Regions from separate parts of the Homo sapiens genome. Here region 2 is linked to region 1. A link is an interaction called in ENCODE POLR2A ChIA-PET data of the cell type or tissue named here. Cell type or tissue: A673. All regions are shown on one strand.

Region 1 (5,000 bases):
GCCTTGTTGGGGATAAGGGTTGGAGCAGGTGTTTAGAGGAATTGTTTTGTTTTGTTTTTAAAAGACAGGGTTGGCCGGGCGTGGTGGCTCACGCCTGTAATCCCAGCACTTTGGGAGGCCAAGGTGGGCGGATCACAAGGTCAGGAGTTCGAGACCAGCCTGACCAACATGGTGAAACCCCGTCTCTATTAAAATACAAAAAATTAGCCGGGCGTGAGGAGACTGAAGCAGAGAATCGCTTGAACCTGGGAGGCAGAGGTTGCAGTGAGCCAAGATCACACCACTGCACTCCAGCCTGGGGACAGAGCTATACTCCATCTCAAAAAAACACATAAGCCAAAAAATAAAAGACAGGGTCTCACTCTGTCGCCCAGGCTGGAGTGCAGTGGTGTGATCATAGCTCACTGCAGCCTCAGCCTCCTGGAGTCAAGTGATCCTCCCATCTAAGCTTTTTGAGTAGCTGGGACTGTAGGTATGCACCACCATGCCCAGCTAATTTTTTATTTTTTGTAGAGATAGGGTCCCACTATGTTGCCCAGGTTGGTTTTGACCTCCTGGCCTCAAGCAGTCCTCCCACCTTGGCCTCCCAAAAGTGCTGGGATTACAGGTGTGAGCCATCACGTCTGGCTGAGGAATACAATCTTTTTTTTTTTTTGAGATAGCGTCGCACTGTCACCCAGGCTAGAGTTCAATGGCACAATCTCGGCTCACTGCAACCTCCGCCTCCGGGTTGAAGCAATTCTCCCACCTCAGCCTCCCGAGTAGCTGGGACTGCAGGCATGCATCACCACGCCTGGCTAATTTTTGTATTTTTAGTAGAGACGGGGTTTCACCACGTTGGCCAGACTGCTCTTGAACTCCTGACCTTAAGTGATCCACCCGTCTCGGCCTCCCAAAGTGCTGGGATTACAGGCACGAACCACCGCGCCCAGCTGGAATACAGTCTTAAAGTAATGATTTATGAGGAAAAACACCTGATAAGATAAAAACTCACTTCGAGTATTTCTCTTAGCCAGGGTTCAATGATTCCAGGCAAGGGCCAGGCACAGTGACGGCTCAGGGCTGTAAACCCAGCACTTTGGGAGGCCGAGGCAGGCGGATCACTTGAGCCCAGGAGTTCGAGACCAACCTAGGCAACATAGTGAAACCCTGTCTGTACACAAAATAAAAAAATCATCTGGGCACGGTGGCCCACACTGTAGTCCCGGCTACTTGGGAGGCTGCAGTGAGCCATTATTGCACTAGTGTACTCCAGCCTGGGGGACACAGCAAGACCCTGTCTCAAAAAAAAAAGATTCCAGGCTGTTCTGCAGAGAGAGATTTGTCCTTAGCTTCTCCACTGCTGGTGGCATCTGGAGTCCCAGGTGCTGCTCTTCCTGCGTGATCTGCACAGTGTCCTGGGAAAGAGCAGGTGCAGATGCAGATGCCACATGTAGGACACCCCCTTCCACCCCTGCCAACCTTGGCCTCCCTCCCTCCCTCCCTACCTAGGACCTCTTCTCAGCTCTCATCAAGGGCCCCACTCGAACCCCCTACGAGGATGGCCTCTACTTGTTTGACATCCAGCTCCCCAACATCTACCCAGCCGTGCCCCCCCACTTCTGCTACCTCTCCCAATGCAGTGGCCGCCTGAACCCCAACCTGTATGACAATGGGAAGGTGTGTGTCAGCCTCCTGGGCACCTGGATTGGAAAGGTGAGTATAGGGCCAGGCCCCCAGCCAAGAAGGAGGAAGAGCCACTGGTGGATAGGGGCCTGGGGAACAGAATTGATGGTGCCCTGTGTGTTTCAGGGGACAGAGAGGTGGACAAGCAAGTCCAGCCTTCTCCAGGTGCTCATCTCCATCCAAGGTACAGTTGGGCTGAAGCGGGGGTGCGGACAAGGGAGGGCCGGTGGAGGAAAGTGACTCTGATAGTCCCCCTGGCAGGTGGAGGGTAGGCCTGCATTGTGGGCCTCTCTCACCCACTGAGGGAAGGTGTCCCGCCCACACAGGTCTGATCCTGGTAAATGAACCATACTACAACGAAGCCGGCTTCGACAGTGACCGAGGCCTGCAGGAAGGCTATGAAAACAGTCGCTGTTACAATGAGATGGCGCTGATCCGCGTGGTGCAGTCCATGACCCAGCTGGTGCGGCGGCCCCCCGAGGTCTTTGAGCAGGAGATCAGGCAACACTTTAGCACTGGTGGCTGGCGGCTGGTGAACCGTATCGAGTCCTGGCTGGAAACCCATGCCCTGCTGGAGAAGGCCCAGGCACTGCCCAACGGGGTGCCCAAGGCCAGCAGCTCGCCAGAGCCCCCAGCTGTAGCCGAGCTGTCAGACTCCGGCCAACAAGAACCTGAGGATGGAGGGCCAGCCCCAGGAGAGGCCTCCCAGGGCTCAGACTCAGAGGGCGGTGCCCAGGGCCTGGCCTCAGCTAGCAGGGACCACACAGACCAGACTTCGGAGACCGCACCAGACGCATCGGTGCCACCCAGTGTGAAACCAAAGAAGCGGAGAAAGAGCTACCGGAGCTTCTTACCTGAGAAGAGTGGCTACCCTGACATCGGCTTCCCCCTCTTCCCACTTTCCAAGGGTTTCATCAAGAGCATCCGGGGTGTCCTGACGCAGTTCCGGGCTGCCCTGCTAGAGGCAGGCATGCCGGAGTGCACAGAGGACAAGTAGCTGCCAGGCACAGAGGAAAGAGCATCACCGTGGGAGAGGCCAGCCGCCGCCTGCTCACTCCCCCCCGGAATCACCCCTCTTCCCATGCCCCTCTGTCCCCACTGCAAACCCACTGCCCTCTTCTCCCCAAGGTGAGTTTGATGCTGAAGTGCAAGAAGTGTGTTGAGATGCTGCCGTTTCTATTTTGAAGCGAGCTTTCAACAGGCGGGTCCCCTGTGGCAAAGAAAATCGGAACCCTGTTGCCGATTTTCCATTTGTCACCCCAGCAGAATGTCCGGCACTTGCTCCCTTGCTGCCCCTTCTCAGGTCAGAGGCGGGTGTTCCAGGGCCTGCCGCGGGGCTCTCTGGGCCGGTTCCCTGCAGACCCGCAGGAGAGCACATGTGCCTTGCATGAAGTGTGGGTTGCGCCAACAATTCCCCTGGTCCCTTTCAACCTGTTTAGTTCAACTCAAGCCTCCCTGTGTCCCAGACCCTCCTGCTGCCACCACCACCCAGGTCCTCCCTAGTCCTCCAGCGTCAACACTATCCCTTGGGAGTTGTAGCTGCTGTCACTGACTCCCGGCTATACATGGCCTGTCGACCACGTTATAGCCCTCAGGCCTGTTGAACTTGCTCTCTAAGAGAGGTTGGGACCAGGCTAGGTTCCGGGTGACGCCCAGGAGAGGTGGTGGCCTTCACACATGCACATGGAGTTGAGGACCAGGGAGCTGCAGGGAAAGCAACAGCTATAGGTGCCTTGCTCTTCTGTCGGAGGCTGCTGGGGGCAAGAGCAGCTGCACAAGGCCAGGGCAAGTGCTAGGGCCCCTCCCCCATCACATGGTCACACTGGGACAGGCGTGCAGCTCACTGAACTCCAAGCGAGCCAGCCCTCTCTTGGACTAGAAGGCCTACTGTCAGCCCTTCGCTTACAAACTGCAGGCTCAATCCGAAGGGGACGGCCGGCGGGGGCTCTCCTAGTGCCCAGAGACAGGCCCAGAGGTTTACAAGTTTTCTAAGCTTTTGATAATGTGAAGCTCCAGGCCGAGAGGATGCTGTTGAGCACATTGCAGCTATGTAATTTTTGGTGTATGTATGTAATATTTAAGGTTGGAAAAAAAACTCAAAAGCAAAGATATTAACTCTTATTAGAAAAAAAGACAAAAAAAAAGCCAAAGCATGATGCGTCTTGTCAGCCTTAAGTGGGCTCCACACCTGTGCTGTGCTGTGACCGCCCAGCCAGCAGAGCTGCGGGAGGATGGAGCCGGACCACACACCGTGGCATTTGGAACCGAGTCGGTATCTTGTTTGAGAAACACCCGGAGTGACTGGTGGGGCTGTGCTTCCCAGTGCATTGTACATGTGGAGATGTGAATGCCTACTGCTTACGATATCTGTATAAAGTGCTGTGTGATTAAACTTTTTTTTACTTGCATTTTTTTTTTTTTTTTTTTTTGTGTTGGCTCATTAGCAAGACAAGGTGACACCATTAAACCTCCCTCTGCCATTCATCTGGGCTCCGTTGCCTTTGTGTCCCTCACACACACCCTTCCTGGGGAAGGAAAGACCTTGTTTGTTGCCAGGGAAGGCATGTGGCAGTGGGTCCTGGCTTTCCTGGCCAGGTGGGGGCCACTGTGAACAGCACCCCCACCCGCCCACACTGCCCTCTGCCTGCCAGACCTGCTTGCATGCCTTTTGTACTTCTTGTCCTGGAGCAGTCCTCTGGCCTCCTCCTGGCCGGTGGTGTGCCCCTCAGGAGCCAGCTTAGAGCAGCCTCCCAGCAGCTGTAGTCTCCAGAGACCTACAACTGACCAGTTCAGCTCCTTCCAGGTTCTGGGAGAGCCGACGTCATAGCACCTGGCGGTGGACAGGTGCCACAACTCCTGGACGCTAAGCCAAAATGGTTGCCCAGTTTAGACTTGGATGGATCCTTCCCTGCCACATTCTTTCCACTCCTGCCTGGCACTCCTCCACAGGGACAGGTAGGGAAAGGAGACAGCTGAGGGAGGCTGGGAGAACCCTAGAACCCTAGACCATTGTGGTGGATGACAGACTCCTTTTAAAAAGGTAAGATACCAGGTGTGGTGGCTCATGACTGTAATCCCAGCACTTTGGGAGGCAGAGGCGGGCAGATGACTTGAGGTCAGGGGTTTGGGATCAGCCTGGCCAACATGGTGAAACCCCATCTCTACTAAAACTACAAAAATTAGCTGGGCATGGTGGCATGCACCTGTAATCCCAGCTACTCAGGAGGCTGAGCACAAGAATCACTTGAACCCGGGAGGTAGAGGTTGCAGTGAGCCAAAAAAAAAAAAAAAAAAAAAAAGCAAGATATTGCCATTTTTTACTTCTGAGGTCTCCT
Region 2 (5,000 bases), 340 kb after region 1:
AACCCCATCTCTACAAAAAAAAGTACCAAAAAATTTAGCTGGGCGTGGTGGCGTGCACCTGTAGTCCCAGCTACTTGGAGGCTGAGGCAAGAGGATCACTTGAGCCCGGGAGCTTGAGGCTGCAGTGAGCTGAAATCACACCACTATGCTGCAGCCTGGGTAACTGTGCAACTCTGTCTCCAAAAAAAAAAAAAAAAAAAGAAGAAAAAAAAGTTAATAACTTAAAGTTTAAATACACATTTTTTTTTTTTTTAAAGACAGAGTCTCTCTCTGTCACCCAGGCTGGAGTGCAGCGGTGCAATCTCTGCTCACTGCAAGCTCCACCTCCCAGGTTCACGCCATTCTCCTGCCTCAGCCTCCAGAGTAGCTGGGACTACAGGCACCCACCATCACACCCGGCTAATTTTTTTATTTTTAGTAGAGACGGGGTTTCACCATGTTAGCCAGGATGGTCTCAAACTCCTGCCCTCGTGATCCACCCGCCTCAGCCTCCCAAAGTGCTGGAATTACAGGCATCAGCCACTGCACCGGGCCCACATGATGTTTTAAGAAGATCAGCCTGGAAAGGGTGGGAGGGAGTGAGAGATAAAAGACTACACATTGGGTACCGTGTACACTGCTTGGGTGACAGGTGCACCAGAGTCTCAGAAATCACCATAGAAGAACTTATCCATGTAACCAGAAACCACCTGTTCCCCCAAAACTATTGAAATTTAATTTAATTTTTAAAAGATCAGCCTAGGCCGGGTGCGGTGGCTCACGCCTGTAATTCCAGCACTTTGGGAGGCCAAGGCTGGCGGATTACCTGAGATCAGGAGTTCGAAATGAGACCAGCCTGGCCAACATGGTGAAACCCCATCTCTACTAAAAGTACAAAAAAAAAATTAGCCGGGTGTGGTGGTAGACGTCTGTAATCCCAGCTACTCGGGAGGCTGAGGCAGGAGAATCACTTAAACCCGGGAGGCGGAGGTTGCAGTGAGCCGAGATTGCGCCATTGCACTCCAGCCTGGGGGATAAGAGCGAGACTTTGTCTCAAAAAAAAAAAGATCAGCCTATTGTCTCACTTCCTATATGCCTTCATTGATATGACATCATACTGAAAGGAAAGCACTGTTTCTTTTTAATGTTTTTTATATTCATGAGAGTTCTTATGTTTTTTTTTCCCTTGCTGGAATTATACTAAGATACAGTTCTGTATCCTGTTTTTATTAACGCGTTGTGCAATGGTGTGATCTCAGCTCACTGCAACCTCCGTGTCCCGGGTTCAAGTGATTCTCCTGCCTCAGCCTCCCAAGTAGCTGGGATTACAGGCGCATACCACCATGCCCAACTAATTTTTTGTATTTTTAGTAGGTCTCGAACTCCTGACTTCAGGCAATCCACCCGCCTCGGCCTCCCAAAGTGCTGGGATTACAGGCGTGAGCCACAGCGCCCAGCTCAGGCTTGGTGATTCTTATCCTCAAGTTATGGTTAATATTTTAATATTTGAGTGGAAGAGGGACCATTTATCTTTTTCTTAAAAAACAATGTATATTTATATATATTCATGTATATTCTCAAGTGAGATTTGTTTCCTTCTTTACCAGATTTCCATGTATTTTTTTCCTAAACCTCACTGGGCTGGGTAAGGTTTGATTCTTGTCCCCATAGTAGGGGTGTGGTTGGGAATGTGGTCAGACTTGCCTTGTGTGTCTCTTAGTCATACTACCACCTTCCAGCAATTTCCATAGACAAGTGAAAACAATCTGAGAATGTGCTTTTTAAAGCGGGAGGTCTGTACCTCAGGACACACTGCAGCTCGCTTTCCTCCGCACCAGTCAGTTTTGAAACTGAGCCTGACGAGAGAACCTGAGACTGCAGAAAAGCCCATCCTGAAGGTTTCAAGTTTTGTAAAAGCTGACCTAGGATTGATTGATTCATTTGGACTAATCAGTAACATATTACTTCTGGGCTTAAGATTTCTCACTGTCATAGGCACACCTGGGAAAAGGTCTAGTCAGACCACCAATTTTTGTGCAGGGAGTTTTGCCACTTATGTTTAAGAGCACGTTCTGGTTGGTCCAGTGGCTGGCGGAGAAGGTCGGTGTACAGGTGGCCAGGAATCCTGCCTCTGCGTGTTGAGAGGAGTTTCTTATTCCACTGTCCTTTCAGGAATCATCTTAGCCTTGAATATAGATTTATAGAATAAAAGTGTAAATAGCAAAATATATTGAAGGCTTCCTGTTTGGAGACATTTTGCCCTGCCCAGGGAGAATCATGAGAGCTTCTCCTTCAGAGATTAGTGGTCTGAGTCATTGCAGTGTGGGCGTCGTAAGAAAAACACAACTGACTTAAGTCCCGCCCTTCAAATCGACTTTTTCCTTCATTGCTTTTTAGGATGTTTGTAAAATTCCCAGTGGGAACTTAGAGCTTTGTGGGAGCAGTGGGGAGGTTTTTTGGTTTCAGCACCTTGATGCAGAGGCTTAGTTAAAGGGAGCAGAGGTGATACGTGGCAGTCAAGAGGTTTTAAACTTGAACTGTACCCTACCGACAGGAAAAGAGGCAAATCCTGTGTAGCTGGTAAGACGAAGTTCGCTCTTTTCTTGAACGCCGGTTGCTCCAACCACTTAACCCCACTTGTCTGAGAAGGGTGTTGGCATGTTTGTTGGATTGCATGGAATTAAAACGGGCGCCGTAGCTCTTCCTTTCTGCTGAGAATGTGGCTGTGGTATATGTGTGTTTCTTTTTTTTTTTTTTTTTTTTGAGACAGGGTCTCACCCTGTCACCCAGGCCAAAGTGCAGTGGCACAATCTCAGCTCACTGCAACCTCCACCTCCTGGTCTCAGTTGGTCCTCCCACCTTTGCCTCCTGGAATAGCTGGGACCACAGGCATGCACCACCACACCTGGCTAATTTTTTTTGCATTTTTTGTAGACATGGGGTTTTGTCATGTTGCCCAGGCTGGTCTCAAACTCCTGGACTCAAGTGATCTGCCCACATCTGCCTCCCAAAGTGCTGGGATTACAGGCGTGAGCCACCGCGTCCGACGCCATGTGTGTTTCTTAAGTAGTGGTGCCAAGTCCATTCACATGTCTTTTTTTTTTTTTTTTTAAGTTCTGGGATACATGTGCAGAACATGCAGGTTTGTTATATAGGTATATATGTGCCATGGTGGTTTGCTGCACCTATCAACTCATCATCTAGGGATTTTTTTTTTTTTTTTTTGAGATGGAGTCTGGCTCTGTCGCCCAGGCTGGAGTGCAGTGGCGCGATCTCGGCTCACTGAAACCTCCGCCTCCCGGGTTCACGCCATTCTCCTGCCTCAGCCTCCCTAGTAGCTGGGACTACAGGTGCCCACCACCATGCCCAGCTAATTTTTTGTATTTTTAGTAGAGACGGGGTTTCATCGTGTTAGCCAGGATGGTCTCGATCTCCTGAGCTCGTGATCCGCCCGCCTCAGCCTCCCAAAGTGCTGGGATTACAGGCGTGAGCCACCGCGCCCAGCCCATCATCTAGGTTTTAAGCCCTGTGTGCATTAGGTATTTGTCCTAATACTTTCCCTCCCCTTGCCTCCCACCCCCTGCCATTCACATGTCTTACTCGAGTTTTTAAGCACTCTAGACTTATGTATCTTATTCCAGTTGCTGAGTATTATATGGCGGCACCATTCCACAGATTTGTACTTTGAAAAATTAGGCCAGTAAGGTTGACGAAGTGATTCTAAAGAATCTTGCCAACCTGGGGTCGGCCAACAATATTCTATAAAGCATGTGCTCCAGTGCTGCACTGTCCAGTGCAGTAGCCGCTCAACACATGTGGTTATTGAAATTTAAATTAATAAAACTTCCAGCCAGGCTCTGTGGCTCCTGCCTGTAACCCCAGCACTTTGGGAGGCCAAGACAGGTGGATCACCTGAGGTCAGGAGTTCGAGACCAGCCTGGCCAACATGGTGAAATAGCCAGGCGTGGTGGCGGGCACCTGTAGTCCCAGCTACTCCGGAGGCTGAGGCAGGAGAATCTCATGAACCCAGGAGGCGGTGGTTACAGTGAGACGAGATCACGGCACTATACTCCAGCCTGGGTAGCAGAGCAAGACTCTGTCTCAAAAACATAAAATAATAAAAAGATAGATAAATTAATAAAACTTCCGAGTGCTCAGGTGTTCATTGGACGGTGCACGTAGAGGACATTGCCCGTGGCAGAGAGTTCTATTGGATGGTGCTGCTCTGGTGGTTCCAGGAGTGAATGGTGGCCGTGTTTGCTTTACTAGATTTATAGCATGAATGAGCCCCAGTTCGTTCCCAAGTTAGTGAACAACAGGAAAGTCAAGTAACTTATAAGTGGAAAAGTATGTTTGATTTGTATTGGGTAAGTTACAAGGAAGATTTTTTTTTTCACACTGGAGACTAAGAAAAGAGAAGAAATAGATTCTTAAGAGAACTTTTAAGAAAAGCTTTCTTAAGAGAAGAAAAAGGGTTTTTCTTTAAGCCCCTGTTCCCCCAACCATCTCTTAAAGGGGTGGGCAGCACTGGGTTTTCGTTTGAGCTTTCTTAGAGGTCAGTTGAATATTAACACATTTTTTCAGATTGAGTGTTAATTTCTATGGGAAGTCAAATACCATAATGGAATGTTGATGTTTTAATTTCACAGTGGGTCTGCCAGTCACACAGGTTCATCCCCTTTCTGCCTTTTGTCCATTTCTATCTGCTCGGTCAGATTCTTTGGGACGATAATGTGGCTTGGCAGGTATTCAGTTAGTGAATCACTTTCTCACTTACCCTAGCTGTGTAGCAGACAGGTGACACCCAGTACTTGTGCAAAGACTGTCGTCTCATGCGTGTCAACCTTGTATGTCCTAAAAATTGTTCTCAGAGTAGTCATGTGGAATATCTGAGTGCAGCACGTCTGTGGCGAAAAGAACTTAGTGTGATATTTAGGAGAACTGTCTTTTTGGTGGGTATTGATTAGTCTTTTTTATTATTTCCTTGTACCTAAAAGAAACAATCTTTGAGTTGGGTCACA

The links. ChIA-PET counts read pairs that join two places held together with the same protein. Peaks named below come from ENCODE experiments on the same cell type or tissue, not always from the same donor. Only the 100,000 strongest peaks of a DNase experiment are listed, where the experiment ranks them.
Region 2: POLR2A ChIA-PET joins it to region 1 with 5 read pairs; 5 of 35 experiments call an interaction of 5 or more read pairs at or near these places.

What each region holds. Positions count from the first base shown.
Region 1 is chr17:76,388,605-76,393,604 of GRCh38, reverse strand. It overlaps UBE2O (ubiquitin conjugating enzyme E2 O), which reads left to right. Exons shown (of 18, transcript NM_022066.4): 16 at 1,492-1,695; 17 at 1,792-1,849; 18 at 1,992-4,149. The coding sequence ends at 2,662. Among named protein-coding and RNA genes, the nearest start is that of SPHK1, 6.5 kb to the right of the region's middle. RefSeq lists a silencer at 2,695-2,869. In A673, no CTCF peak of the experiment used is centred here; no DNase peak of the experiment used is centred here.
Region 2 is chr17:76,051,008-76,056,007 of GRCh38, reverse strand. All of the region lies in intron 8 of SRP68 (signal recognition particle 68), which reads left to right. Among named protein-coding and RNA genes, the nearest start is that of SRP68, 19 kb to the left of the region's middle. In A673, no CTCF peak of the experiment used is centred here; a DNase peak (open chromatin) is centred at 2,297; H3K27ac peaks cover 985 bases.